3 separate regions of the Mus musculus genome follow, and regions 1 and 3 are each linked to region 2. Evidence: chromatin contacts called from ENCODE Hi-C or POLR2A ChIA-PET data. All regions are on one chromosome and are shown on one strand. The core of a region is the stretch at or near the end of the contact, and the rest is flanking DNA. Distances in the headings are between cores, read along the strand shown.

The links. Hi-C counts contacts between places; a loop is a spot of excess contacts on that map. ChIA-PET counts read pairs that join two places held with the same protein, here RNA polymerase II (POLR2A).
Region 1: a map of heart shows a loop between it and region 2 (4-fold over the local background). The contact joins the promoter of Arl6 here to the promoter of Crybg3 in region 2. A Hi-C loop is called at or near these places in 1 of 37 maps with a recorded cell type or tissue (heart). POLR2A ChIA-PET finds 5 or more read pairs at or near these places in 1 of 5 experiments (embryonic stem cell).
Region 3: a map of heart shows a loop between it and region 2 (5-fold over the local background). The contact joins the enhancer-like site here to the promoter of Crybg3 in region 2. A Hi-C loop is called at or near these places in 8 of 37 maps with a recorded cell type or tissue (T-helper 17 cell, gastrocnemius, heart and 1 more). POLR2A ChIA-PET finds 5 or more read pairs at or near these places in 1 of 5 experiments (embryonic stem cell).

The regions. Positions count from the first base shown.
Region 1 is chr16:59,637,639-59,641,660 of GRCm38, reverse strand. It overlaps Arl6 (ADP-ribosylation factor-like 6), which reads left to right and starts at 2,322. Exons shown (of 8, transcript NM_019665.3): 1 at 2,322-2,731. All of the region lies in intron 1 of 4930547E14Rik (RIKEN cDNA 4930547E14 gene), which reads right to left. It also overlaps a transcript of Epha6 not described here.
Region 2 is chr16:59,598,213-59,602,441 of GRCm38, reverse strand. Crybg3 (beta-gamma crystallin domain containing 3) reads left to right here and starts at 1,395. Exons shown (of 22, transcript NM_174848.4): 1 at 1,395-1,697. The coding sequence starts at 1,549.
Region 3 is chr16:59,566,038-59,570,137 of GRCm38, reverse strand. The region is part of intron 2 of Crybg3 (beta-gamma crystallin domain containing 3); the gene reads left to right. Among named protein-coding and RNA genes, the nearest start is that of Crybg3, 33 kb to the left of the region's middle. Within about 2 kb of position 2,222, at least 1 of the 3 ENCODE cell types and tissues checked has a DNase peak (open chromatin) inside an H3K27ac peak, as active enhancers do; it is heart, where a contact is called at or near this core.

The DNA.
Region 1 (4,022 bases), core at 1,073-3,572, 38 kb before region 2:
TTTCCAGATTCCTTATGTTGCTGACAAGAAAAAACATCCACACCATCTTGAGATGATTAGAAGTAACATATCTGATGTACCTCACTCTTTTATAGTTGTCTGACTATAGCTACAAGCCACTCTGAAATGAACCTAAAACCCTTCTACATGTATTCTAGACTTGAGAAAAATCACATAATGTTTTAAAAGCTTGTTGTGCTCACAATAAAATCAAGAGAGTCAAACTAACTTTGTAAGTCGAGTGGAATTACGTCTTGCTTTTGGGTTTACTCAAGATAGGTTACAGCTGCCAACCATCAAAACAGCAGATCCAAACAACTGAAATATTTACACTGTTTTAGGGTTCATTTTTTTTCAACATTTTCTAGATTACTAAATAGAATTTAGGAGTCATGTGAACTCTTTAATCTCTAATACAATAAAACAGCAGATCAACTACACTTAAATAAACAAAAAACAAAACTGTTCACCTTTTGTTGTTAAAAATCACCTAAGTTGGGGATGAAGAGGGCTCCATGGTTTAGAGCACTCGTGGCTCTTGCAGAGGAGTCAGGTTTGAGTCGTAGCACCCACATGGTGGCTCACAATCTTCCCTGATTCCAGTCTCAGTAGATATGATACCCTCTTCTGATCTCTCCAGGCACCAAGTATTCTTGTGGTGCACATACATATAAGCAGACAAAACAAACATAAAAAAAGTCAATAAATCCAACAAAAATAATTTTTAAATGTCATCTAAATTTACTATAAAAATGGTTGCTCGGTCTGTTCTTATATATTTAGTTTCCTCCTAATGCTTTGTAGGAAAAAAAAAAATCTGATAATATCTGCCTAAAGGGGGAAAATCAGAGACATAAGCTCTATTCTATGTCTAGAGAGAAAATATTATATAAGCAAATAAGCATCCAAGTTTTGTCAAAGTGAGCCAAAGAGAAGCGGTTTAATAGTTCCTGGTAAATTAGGAACCCCTGCATTTGGGGCCAGAAGTTAAAGGACAACCACATCAGGAACTGAGCTGATTTTCTTTGAGTAATAAAAAATTCACAACGAAGGAAGCTTATCTATTGAACACGTGCTATCTATTGGTCAGACATGCATACTTTTTTCTTTCCTTTGTCCTCAAAACCACTAGATTAGATACATTTTTGAAGACAAAGATGAAATATACACAAAGGGTAATTTTACTAGACCACAGAGTATAGTATATTTCCATTTTCTGTTTTAACAAGGGCATTTATGTTACTACCTTTGGATGTACAAACTATAGAAGTTTTGTTCACTCAGTCTGGTTTTTGCCTTACAAGAGTCAGGAGACCAGAACTAGACCTTACTCCACATTAGGAGTACTAAGGAATTTGGAAAGGCACCAGAAAAGCACTCTACCGCAGTGCATATACCAGTGTCTTAACCACTATCTCTTTGATGGAATTCCTTTCAGTTTCTTCACCCTACTCCAAGTCCAAATAATCGGCCAGCTTCCTTAACGGGCAGAAAAACAAGTATGGTAGTTGAACATACTAACTGGTAAAACCAGTAAAGTAACATCCCACATTTATGCTAACAAGTGATATGAAGAGATGAAACTTTTCAAATACAAGTTTGTCATGCAGTCATTCATTGAGGAGTAGGATGGGGGAAATGGCTAGTTTGAAGTCAAAAAAAAAAAAAAAAAGTAAAAATAAATAAAATAAAATGTAGATCTTTAATTGTTGCATCTGTAGCCTGTCTGTTGGGAACAATGCAAATGGGCGGGAAAGTGTCTATCTAAAAAACTTTCAATTAGCACAAATTATTTCTATTGCTATAAACTCCAAGTGATTTTAAGAACGGTAACTATCAAACTCTCTGATCCACAAACTCATGTCTGGTGTTAGTTAATATCCGGGACAACAGACAGCTAAGAACTAGGGACAGGGTCACACTTCCTTTGCCAAATAATGTTTCTGTTTTTAAATACTGACTGGTTTTGACCAGTTTCCCTCTCCTGCCTGTACTTACAACTGTATTCTGCAGAGCTCGCTCGCTCGCTCTCAGGCCTAGCTGAGCCTAGGAAAGGCTCTGTGTAATGGGAGTAGCATATCTAAGTAGATCCTTTCCCTGCCTCACGCCGCCCACGACGAGGGCGGTCAAGCCAAAACATTGCCACCCACAGATATGGCAGTCCGGCCAAAAGCGCTAACCAGAACCCCGGAGGCCAGCAACCAGCGATGCGCGCGCAGCTAAGGCCGCCCCGCACGCCTCCCGGCAGGCTGTGCGCGCGCCTCCAGCTCCCTTGCGTCCCAGCAGCACGGGAGCTACCACTCGGCTCCCAATGCAGTGGCGGCTCCCCGTGTCTTCCGTGCTCACACTCTCGCTAACAGAGTTCCTCTGCGGGAATCAGGCCATTAATTTTTTTACCCAGAGCTCTCCAGCCGCAGAAAGGAGAACCTGTGGGCGGACACCTACGACGCCCGGGTGGGCGTGGCTTTGGGACCGGAAGAAGCTCCCGTTGCCAAGGGAACGCCGCGCGCCGGGGCGCCTGCTCAGCCACTGATGCTCGCATCCTGGGTGAACCGGCTGTTTCTCCCAACTTGTAGAAGGGGCTGTGCTTGGGACAAGGGAACCTTCCTACGGAGGCATAGAGAGGAAGGCTGAGGCTCCGGGGAAGATCCCACCGCGGAAACGGGTACAAGAGTGCGTCCTTTCCTGTCCTTGTCAGCCCCTTGGCCTTTGGATTGGCGTCAAAGATCAGGTACCTCCATCCGCACCCCGCTTTTTCTCTCTCTTCACCATCATCTGTGTGTTCTCTTTCAGCTCTGTTGGGTATGATTTTTCACGCCATCAGCTTCACCCTTGATAACATGAACACGACCTTTCCACGGTGTCTGTAGCGCTGTGGAACCGGCGGCAGGATCCACTAGTTCAAAAAGTTCCCGCTACCTGTTCGCAGCCATTTCCACCCTGGTAGACAGAGAATACCCGCTCCCTGTCCGATTTAGAATTACTCTAAACTATTACCCGTATTTTTGAATCTAAGTGAGTTAGATCATCTCTCATCTGTGAGAGATGGGGAAAAAATTGAGTTTATGTGATGTATACCAAGGAGCTTCGAAAATGTATTGAACTGCTTTGGGCCAATGCTGTTTGCTTGTTTGGTTGACTTTAACGCTGCCCAAGACGGACCTTTTTATATGATGTATGAATAATTTGGTTGAAATTTCATCATCAAATTTTCTAACTTAATAAGATTGTTTTATTGGGGTAGTAAGAATGTTCAACAGCCCACACTACTATCATGTTTAAAGTAGCATTTCTGGCGTTTTTCTCTGTCTCATCTCATCTTTCTCTGCAGCTTAACGCTAAGGTCTTAACATGTGGATAACATGTTAAATCTTCAGTGCTTTTCTGGTAACCACCTAATCCTTTGGAAAGCTGATTCTTCTCAGAAAGCAGCTCAGACACCTAAGTGTTCTTGATTCAAGAACAGGAGTTGTTTCATTTTAGCCAAGTTTACTTTAGCTATCAATTTTGCCAGCGTTATACAATACATACAGTAAGACTTTTTAAGCTGAAGGTATATTTTGTTCCTAATCTAGCGAATATGCTGGGTTTTCTTTTCTTTTTTCTTTTTTTTTATCCTTTAAGGCATAGTTTACGTCAGTATCAACTTTATACCATGTTCTCTCTCCTCTCCCCCCACCTCTCTATGTAATAATTGTTCATGTTGTGTAGTACCTGTTGAATCCAGAATGTGTGACCAGCCCTGGAATTGGAGTTACAGGTGCTTGAGAGCCTCAGTCAAACTCTGGTCCCCTAGAAGAGCTGTGCGGTCTCTGCTGTTAAGAGTATAATTTTTATTTATTTTTTTCTTTTTTGTTTTACAGTGCCTGAGATTAAATCTAGGGCTTTGCACATTGTGGGCAAGCACTTTACCATTTTGCCACATAACCAGTCCCTAAGATTATACTTTTCTTTAGAAAATTTTAATAGACATGAGTAGGGAAAGAGATTATAAAGCTAATTGTTTCCCTAATTTCAACCCT
Region 2 (4,229 bases), core at 146-2,645:
CTATTGTATGTCAAGACTCTAGGGTACAGGAAATCTAAAAATCTAAGTATTGGAAAAGCAAACATTCAATACCAAGAACTTTCCATGCCGTGAGCCTAATACTTCTGCATATACCTAGGAGACCAGTTGTAAAGAAACATTAATACGTGGACTACTATAACATTTTCCTATCAGCTAATTGAGAGAAATAGTATTATTGAAAATCAGAATTTGCCTCATAATCTTATTGACGCCCAGACACTTTTATCCCCAGACAGACTCCTTGCCTGGACCCTCTGTGCCAACACTGAGGTGTAGGACCACTTTTTGTCACAGGGCAACAGGGGGAGGCAACTGCTAGTCAGCTAACATTGCGTTGGGGAGGCACATTATTCTCCAGGCCCTGTAGCTGCATGGAAGAATTTGCTTGTCCATCTGTATCTGATCCTAATTTTTTTCTTACTCTCATACTCCTAGTTTCAGATCCAGTTGACAGATTAAAATGCCTCAAAGGGGTAGCTGTGGGTCCGCGGGAAGGCTCCTTAACCGGCACTATGATTCCTTGGGGCCGACAGGTAGACGTTCAACCTCCTCACTTCTCCAGCCAGCCACAGACAGCTATCACCCTATTTTCATGTGATTTGCCCACATAACATTTTTAGTTACTAAATGTCCCACTGTTATCTTGAACTTCATACCTCTGGAGTTTGACTTCAGACAAACTATAACAATACACCTGGGGCGAATATGGCTCTGTGTGCTTTCTCTGTTAGCAGCTCCGCTGTATAAAGTCATTTTTATCATAACCAGATATTCGTTTTAAACTAATGTTAAGGGCCTTTGGCGTTCCAGAATACAGGAGTATCTGCGCAACAACCAAATATTTGTTTCAGCATTTTTCTAGTTTGAGTCATACCTGAATCAGATTTGGTTTTGTGATCAGGGACGGTTTTTTTGAAAAAGGATTCTGGGAGTGGCCCACAGGTGAAGGGTGAGCGCTAAAACACACCTGGGTTGGTGGCTCCTCATCTGAGCCAGCTGAAGCAGAAACAAGGTGCTGACAGCAGGACAGATGGGACCTACCCTTGCAGGCTGAAACTGTCTTTAGAAAGGCTGTGCTCAGGTTCCAGGCTGCAGGGCACGCGGGTGCTGCTTCTTGCCAGGTGTTTCCCCAGACTTTAATTGATTACCCTGTTTTAAAACAGCCCTAACTCGGGAAAGGGAAGCAAAGCATTTACAGTTGACTGTTGGCCAAGCCAAGTGGGCTGCGGGCTGGGCTGGTTTGGGCGGGAAGCCGGAGCCTAGCATCCCCAGGCTGCTCCTCCCGGATCTGCACGCTGTGGCCGACAGGGCGGTCGCGGCCACTGGCTCCTCCCGGGGGCGGGCAGCTCCGGGCGCGGGCGGGAGGAGGAGCCGCACGGGGAGCGCTCGTGCCGGCCGGGCTGGAGGAGCCGCGCCGGCGGCCCGGGCCGACTCTCGCTGCGCTCAGCGAGCCAGGGCTGCGGCCACCCTCGCTCCGGCCAGCGGCTCGTCGGGGCCCGCGGACGGCGCGGCCGAGCCGGTGGGGAGATGTCCGGCGGCCGCAGGAGGGGCAGCGCCCCCTGGCACAGCTTCTCTCGGTTCTTCGCTCCGCGGAACCCTTCTCGGGACAAGGAAGAGGAAGAGGAGGAGAAGCCGGGGACCGGCCAGCCGGCGGGAGTGAGCCGGAGTGCAGCCAGGTGGGAGCCGCGGGGGCGCCGTGCGCGCCTTCCTCCGCCGCTCGGGTTTCCTCCGGTCCCGCCCTGGGTGGCTTAGATCTGGGGAAGTTCTTGCTCCCGGCCGGTGGCTTTTCCCGCCGCCATCGGGGGCTCCCGGCTCTGTCCCCTCCACTCCGGGAGGCTCTGAAGCTGCCGAGGGAATCTCGCGCCCCTCCGCGTCGTGCTTTGCCATCTTAAGGTTTTCTCGAAGTGATTCCTAAAAGAGTTGCAATCAGAGCTTTCTGAGACGACATCCAGAATCTGAAGTCTTCGCCAGATTTGTTTACAGTTTAAATGTTGCCGCCCTTCCTCCTTTCTCTCTGTCTCTCTCACTGGGGACATCTGACGGAAGCGCTCCGATTTGGGGAACCAGGGCCGGAGCTGAGAGCTGGCTCAGTTTAATGATTAGTATGTGCACTCTTGCACTCTTTCCATAATCATTTTTCCTCTACTCCTGCTGCTTTAAAGATTGACATTTTAAAAATTCGTCTCATTAAAATGCCCGTTTTTAAATTTCCTTATCAACCCTAAAGGAGAGGTGGTTTCGCTTCTTTCTCCTTTTTTTTTTTTTTTTTTTTTGAGAAGTGAAGCCAACTTCACTTGCACCAGAAGAACCTGTAACCCATGTCCTTGGAAGGTTGCCCTCTAGAGAGCTATATTTACCTCAGACTAAAGACTTGCTGATGGACTTCAAAGAAAAATGGATCGGAAACAACTGACGCTTCTAGTTCCATTACTATTTAGGGTTTGTGATTTGTTGTTAGCCCTTCGTTCTCCTTGCTTTTCCTAATTGTGAATCATTTCCAGTGTAATCACCTGTTAGCATAATACGTCTTTCCAAGAAATGACCAATTATAATTGACTGGTTATTCTACTAGGAAGTTTCAGATACTTTTGGCCTGGTTGTTGATGCTTTTAACATTCGAAGTTTCCCCGTCCTTAATGGTAGTTCTGAAATCTGGGAGGTCTCACCTGTCGTGGCTCTAATGTGGCTCTAACGTTGTCCCTAACAGTCCCCTGTGATCTGAAAGCAGTAGACTCAGCGCCCTTTGGAAACTTGAGAGTGGTGGAATGGAGTAAGCAGGCCAGCTCCTATCAGCATTGTCCTGAAATCCTGCCTGTTCCCCTGGCCTATTTGCCCTTTTAAGGCAGGCACTCCTCCATTCTGAACTCTTTCTGCACCGGGCTGACTAATCCAGCAGCTAGATAGATCCTTTTCACCTACCCCTTTCTGTCTCTCCTCACCACTGATAGGCCCTGGCTATGGCTTTTCACGATGCGGTTTTAATTATGCTTACGCGAGCACTAATTTTGTTCTCATCTGTTTTAGAACTGGCCAGATGTTAAGGGGATTGCAGATAATCCCTCGTGTGTGTGTGTGTGTGTGTGTGTGTGTGTGTGTGTTTAGCTGTTTTATAGGAGCTTAAATCTTTCTTTTTCACAGATAGAAATAAACACAAAGCCCTTATTGAAAGCGCAAGGCAACAAATGGAACCACTCAGTAGGTCCCATCCTCCCAGTAATAGAACAATGTTGGTGGTGACAAGATTGGAAACAGACTTGGGATTTGTGCCCGTGATCCTGTTTCAAGCTGAAAGGACACACTTTGGTTGTTTCTTTTGTGGCAGTAAAACCTTTTAATGAGAGCCGGGTTGATCTTTTGCAGTCATGGTGTGACTTTGCTTGCAATAGTGGGTAGCCAAGAAAAGGTCTCCCACATAAAAAACAGTAATTACAACCTGGAACATGTCTAGTGGTCCAAAATTTAGGAATTGATTTGGCACAACTTTCCACAAGCTCGAATGATCACAATCTGTATTTTACTGTAAAAATAAAAACAAAAGCATTTTTAAAGAGAGCTGTTCAAAGTGACATTGCTACCTTTTACCTGTGCTGCAAACTGACCCTGACGTCCCTCGAGTGTGTGTGTGTGTGTGTATGTGTATGTATGTGTATGTATGTGTGTATGTGTGCATGTGTGTATGTATCAGTGTATGTGTGTGTATATATGTATGTGTGTATATGGGTGTATGTATGTACACTTATGTGTGTATATATGTGTGTATGTGTGTATATGTGTATATGTGTGTATATGTATGTGTGTGTGTGAATGTATGTGTGTGTATGTGTGTGTGTATGTATGTGTGTGTGAATGTATGTGTGTGTATATATGTGTGTGTGTGTGTGAATGCCTTGGGATGAAATGGATTTTCTCAGGCTTATGTTGCATAGGCTCCTTTCCTGCCTGAACTCATTGTGTTGGCTTACGAGTGCTTCATTACTGGGCTTACTCATGCCCAAATACAAAACAGGATACACACGGTCTTCAGAACAGAACCCCCTAGCAACTTCTTAAGAACAGAATTAAAATGAAACATACGTATTAACGAGACGAATGAGAGTCAAATTCACGGCATCGCCCCCCTCCACAGATGTGTGCTACCCATGAAAGCAAAAGGCAGGGGATGCTAGGATAAACACAGGGTCTGGAGAGGTTGCCAGGTCTCTACTCTA
Region 3 (4,100 bases), core at 973-3,472, 33 kb after region 2:
AGGAGTCAGAGTTTGGGTCATGGCAGGATAGAGCAGGCCAGGGAGGTGGAGCAGGAGTGTGATCCCTGGAGGCGAGATTGGAGAGGAACTGGCTAGAGTGTGCTGAAGGGCTGTCCTTGTTATTGGACAAAGCAGGCAGTCAGTAACTGTGTGGGCAGGAGGACCAAATAGGGTCTTGTCGGGAGAGTCACCCGGACCTTCTCTTTTCCACTCAAGTATCTTCATTTGGCAACAGTCCCAGCATCCTCAAAACACTGCTGCTCAGGATGTCGGTACAGCCCCACCCCCCACCCCGTGCCCACCTGCTGCAGGCTGTTATAAAGGAAGAGAATGCTCATTCAACTTATTAAAAAATCTTGTAGCACTAGGATGTAGGTTCCATGACAGCAGAGATATGAGTATGTTTTCTCAGCCAGCTCTAAACAGCTGTGGTCGTGTCTTGTTCAGTACGTTTTAATGAATGAATGCTGAAGTCCGCCTCCTCCTAGCTGCTTGCTATTTTGCTCACCCTGCTTTAGTCTGTTGTTGATTTGGGGTTGCATTCTCCAGAAACATGTTTTCCGAGTTGTTTTTGTTCAGAGAGCCCAAATCTCAAGTCTCCCAAACCCCCGTTTTTGTTCCTTATCTCCCCTTTCCTGTTCCCGACATCAGAGCCACTTGGGCTTACAAATTTCTTCAGGTAGAGAACTGTTCAGGCTTTAGCCCTGTCCTCTACTCTGAGACCAGTGTTTCTTCTTCTCGCTAAAGCTAATACTTCCCGTCTGTTGGAACTCTCAGGGATTGCTCTCTTTTCCCCATTACATTTCTGTCCTCTGGAGTCCTATTCCCTTCCCCTCAAGAGAAGAGCTGCCTCATACAACAGGAACAAAAGGCCAGTTCTGTCTTGGAACTTAAAATACCATTTGTCATTCTTCCTGGTTTAAAGTCTCTCAGAGATTCCCTTCTCTGTTGCGACTTTTCTTGTTTCTTTGCATCACACTGCATAACACCTTGGGTCTAGGATGGACTCTCGACCTTCTGAACTTCTAAGCACTTAGAAGTGTTTCTCTTGCACACTGAATGATTTTTGTAGTTCACTCACTGTCTCTTTTCCAACAAACAAAAATTGGGGCACCTCTTACTGTCAGGTTCATTTGGGTGTACTGAGTGCCAATACAAACAAAAGGGAGCTTTCTACATTTGTGAGTTTTATTTTCTAGAGGAAAGGAGTGGGAGAAAGGGGCGAGGGAGAGAGACCAAGAGATTTACTAGTGACCAGACGGATGGAGATAGAGAAAAGAATTAGGTATGTTTGGAATACAGGACTTTGCTAATTAATTTAGATGGTGGCGGTAAGATGTGAACAAGTGTTCGGGAAGGAGTTGAAGAGTGAGTTATAAATAGCTGATGGAAGATGGTCTAGGCAGAAAGCAGAGTAAATGAAGGATTCCCAGGACATCTGTGAGGGGCTAGCTCTGGGCTTGTTATAGTCTGGCAGTGGTCATGGCATTCTTTATTTCCTTCTGCGTTCGGAGTTACTTTGTTCCTTATCTAGAGTATACTGGAGGGAACTGGCTTTTGGCTTTCTCCATATATTTCCCGGACTTCTTCTTTCCTCATGAATTGTAGTTTTGTACCCTGGCCTTGCTCTGTCATTGGTCCCTTTTCCTCCTGTCCTTTAGTCTTCTGCCACACCTATATGGTGGCAACACACCATTCATACTTCCCATGTTTAGACCTTGGATCTGGCAAACTACAATGCTATGTTTTGCACAGTGAATCGCTATCCTGCCCACCCTCAAGTTAAGTCAAGTTAAGTGGGCCCTCTATGGTACACCTCCCTCTTCTAGATGCGCCCCCCCCCCCCCCCCCGCCCACAATGGTCAGCATCAGCCTCAACTGCCAACTCCCTGAAGCCCATTGCTAAGAGTCTTAACCAGTATAAATAATGCTTTCTGCCATTTCCTTGTACTGCATGTGGCAAAGTCAATGCAGATGGATGAACGTAAAGATTGCGCCACATCACAACCTACGATGTAAAAATAAATCCTCAACCCAGGCCTTCCTCATTGCGTTTGCATTTTATATGCAGGATAACTGTGTCTTTGTGCTTAAGTGGAATTAATGTTTGTTAGTGTTTGCCCGAATCTGAGTGCTTTTAATCTACTGCCTCCTAAGAACAATGGTAAACAGGCCTATTGGCAGAAGGAAGTGGGCCCCACCTAGTGAGAGCCTGCGGTTGGACTAACTTCATTGTTTTCCAGGCCCAGGGCAAAGAACAGCTGCTTTAGATCAGGCTTGACGTTTTAATATAGAAATGCAGATTTTATTGTAGGTGTTTCAGCTGAATGTTGGAGCTTGTTCACATTTGTTTCTAAATTTAGAAGCTTTCTTCTTGTTGAGAATCTTCTAATTACTGAGGGGGAAAAAATCTCAGAAGACTCTGAGGGTAAAATTGAACAACTGAGACATTTTAAAGAACCTTGAAAAAAAGAAGAAGAAGAAAAAAAAAACCCACCATCCTCTGTTAAACTTGCACTGCACAAATCCTAGAAGCCGAACACTGAAAACCAAGAGAAGCAAGCATTGATTCCTTTGTGACACTCCAGCGTTTCAATACTATTCGGGTGGCCCACAGTTACCTTGGCCAGGTAGCTGCATTCACTCAGGCTGGTTTCAGCAGAGTGAATCACACACTCACTTGCAGTGCCTGCTCATTTTGATGCAGGGAGGGAATTGTCTGCCCAGAAGTTAGAACCAATTGCACGGAGTAGTCAACAGACAACAGTGATATATGTGAACAAACTAGCACGTCTCCTGCCAAACTCTGAGGCAGTTGAGGAGAGGGCTCCACGGACTTAACAGCAGGGCCAGGGAGGGATGGGTGGGGGTGGTAGAGGAGGGCTGTACTGATGAACTGGGCAGGTCGAGGAGGTGGAGGTGAAGTGGGATCAAAGCAGATGAAACCCATAGAAAGTAAACCCTTTAGAGACCAAAAGGCCGGTGTATTCCAACAATAGAGGCTTACAAGGTAAGCCCTACCTTGATATAAGAATAGAAAAATGCTGTCACCAAAAAAAAAAAAAAAAGGAAAAAAAAGAACAATAAATAAAACTATAATCTTTCTTCTAATGTGGCCACCAACTTAAAATACTCACTTGAAATCGTTTTGCATCATCATATTCTTACCATTATTTTCAGCTTGCTCCTCGTACAATATTCGATAAGTGGTTAGTGAAATGCCCTTCCAAGCCGTTTCTGAAACCAGGACCAAGGTGAACAACCGACAGGTCATTACGATAGCTTTGCTTTCTTGAAGATCGGCTTCTTAACAAAACTCCATCATGTGAGCTTCCAGTGCCCTAGGGTGGTTTTACCTTGATGCTCTGATCTTTCCCTGACTCACAGTTGTGTTTTTCTTTTATGAGGACTCTTGAGCGTGGTGAGTGACAGACAATTTTGGGTGTGCATTCCACCTCCAAGTATGCAGCTATGTGAGCAGGCATGTTTGGGAGGCAGGGTGAGCTGGCTGGCACAGTTGCTTGAAGCCTTTTGGAATCCCGGAAGAGTGTGAGGTGGAATGCCAACACGTTCTCTGCTCTCCTAGTTTGCTCTTAGCTTGAGCGGTTCATATGAATGTGAGTATGATTATGAGTGTGATTTACTGACAGTTGAATTCTGGGCAGGTAAAATGCATCTCTGAAGATGGTGAGTGTCTTTAAAGAATAGCCAGGGCACTCCTTACTTTGTGTGTAATTCCCTGTCAGGACTTCATGTTTCCGTGCTCCTTTACGTCGAATGGTGCAGCATGTTCCTGTCTTTCTTGTTGAGGAACAATTTTATATAATACAGTAGCATAACTGTGGGTTACTACAATGCGGAAATGATAAAGTCAGTGTGGGTTTATTTGTCTAATATACTAGATGTTGGAAGTAATACCTATAGAGTAGTAGCTCTATGATGGTAAAGGGCATGTTTAAATACTTGTCACGGTTGCTGGGATCTGTCCCAAATCTCCATTTTGGCATCTTCTCAGATTGCCATCCTAATTAATTTCCAGTTAAGTAAGCCCCTTAAAAGCGAATGCCTTACTACATACACACACACACACACACACACAC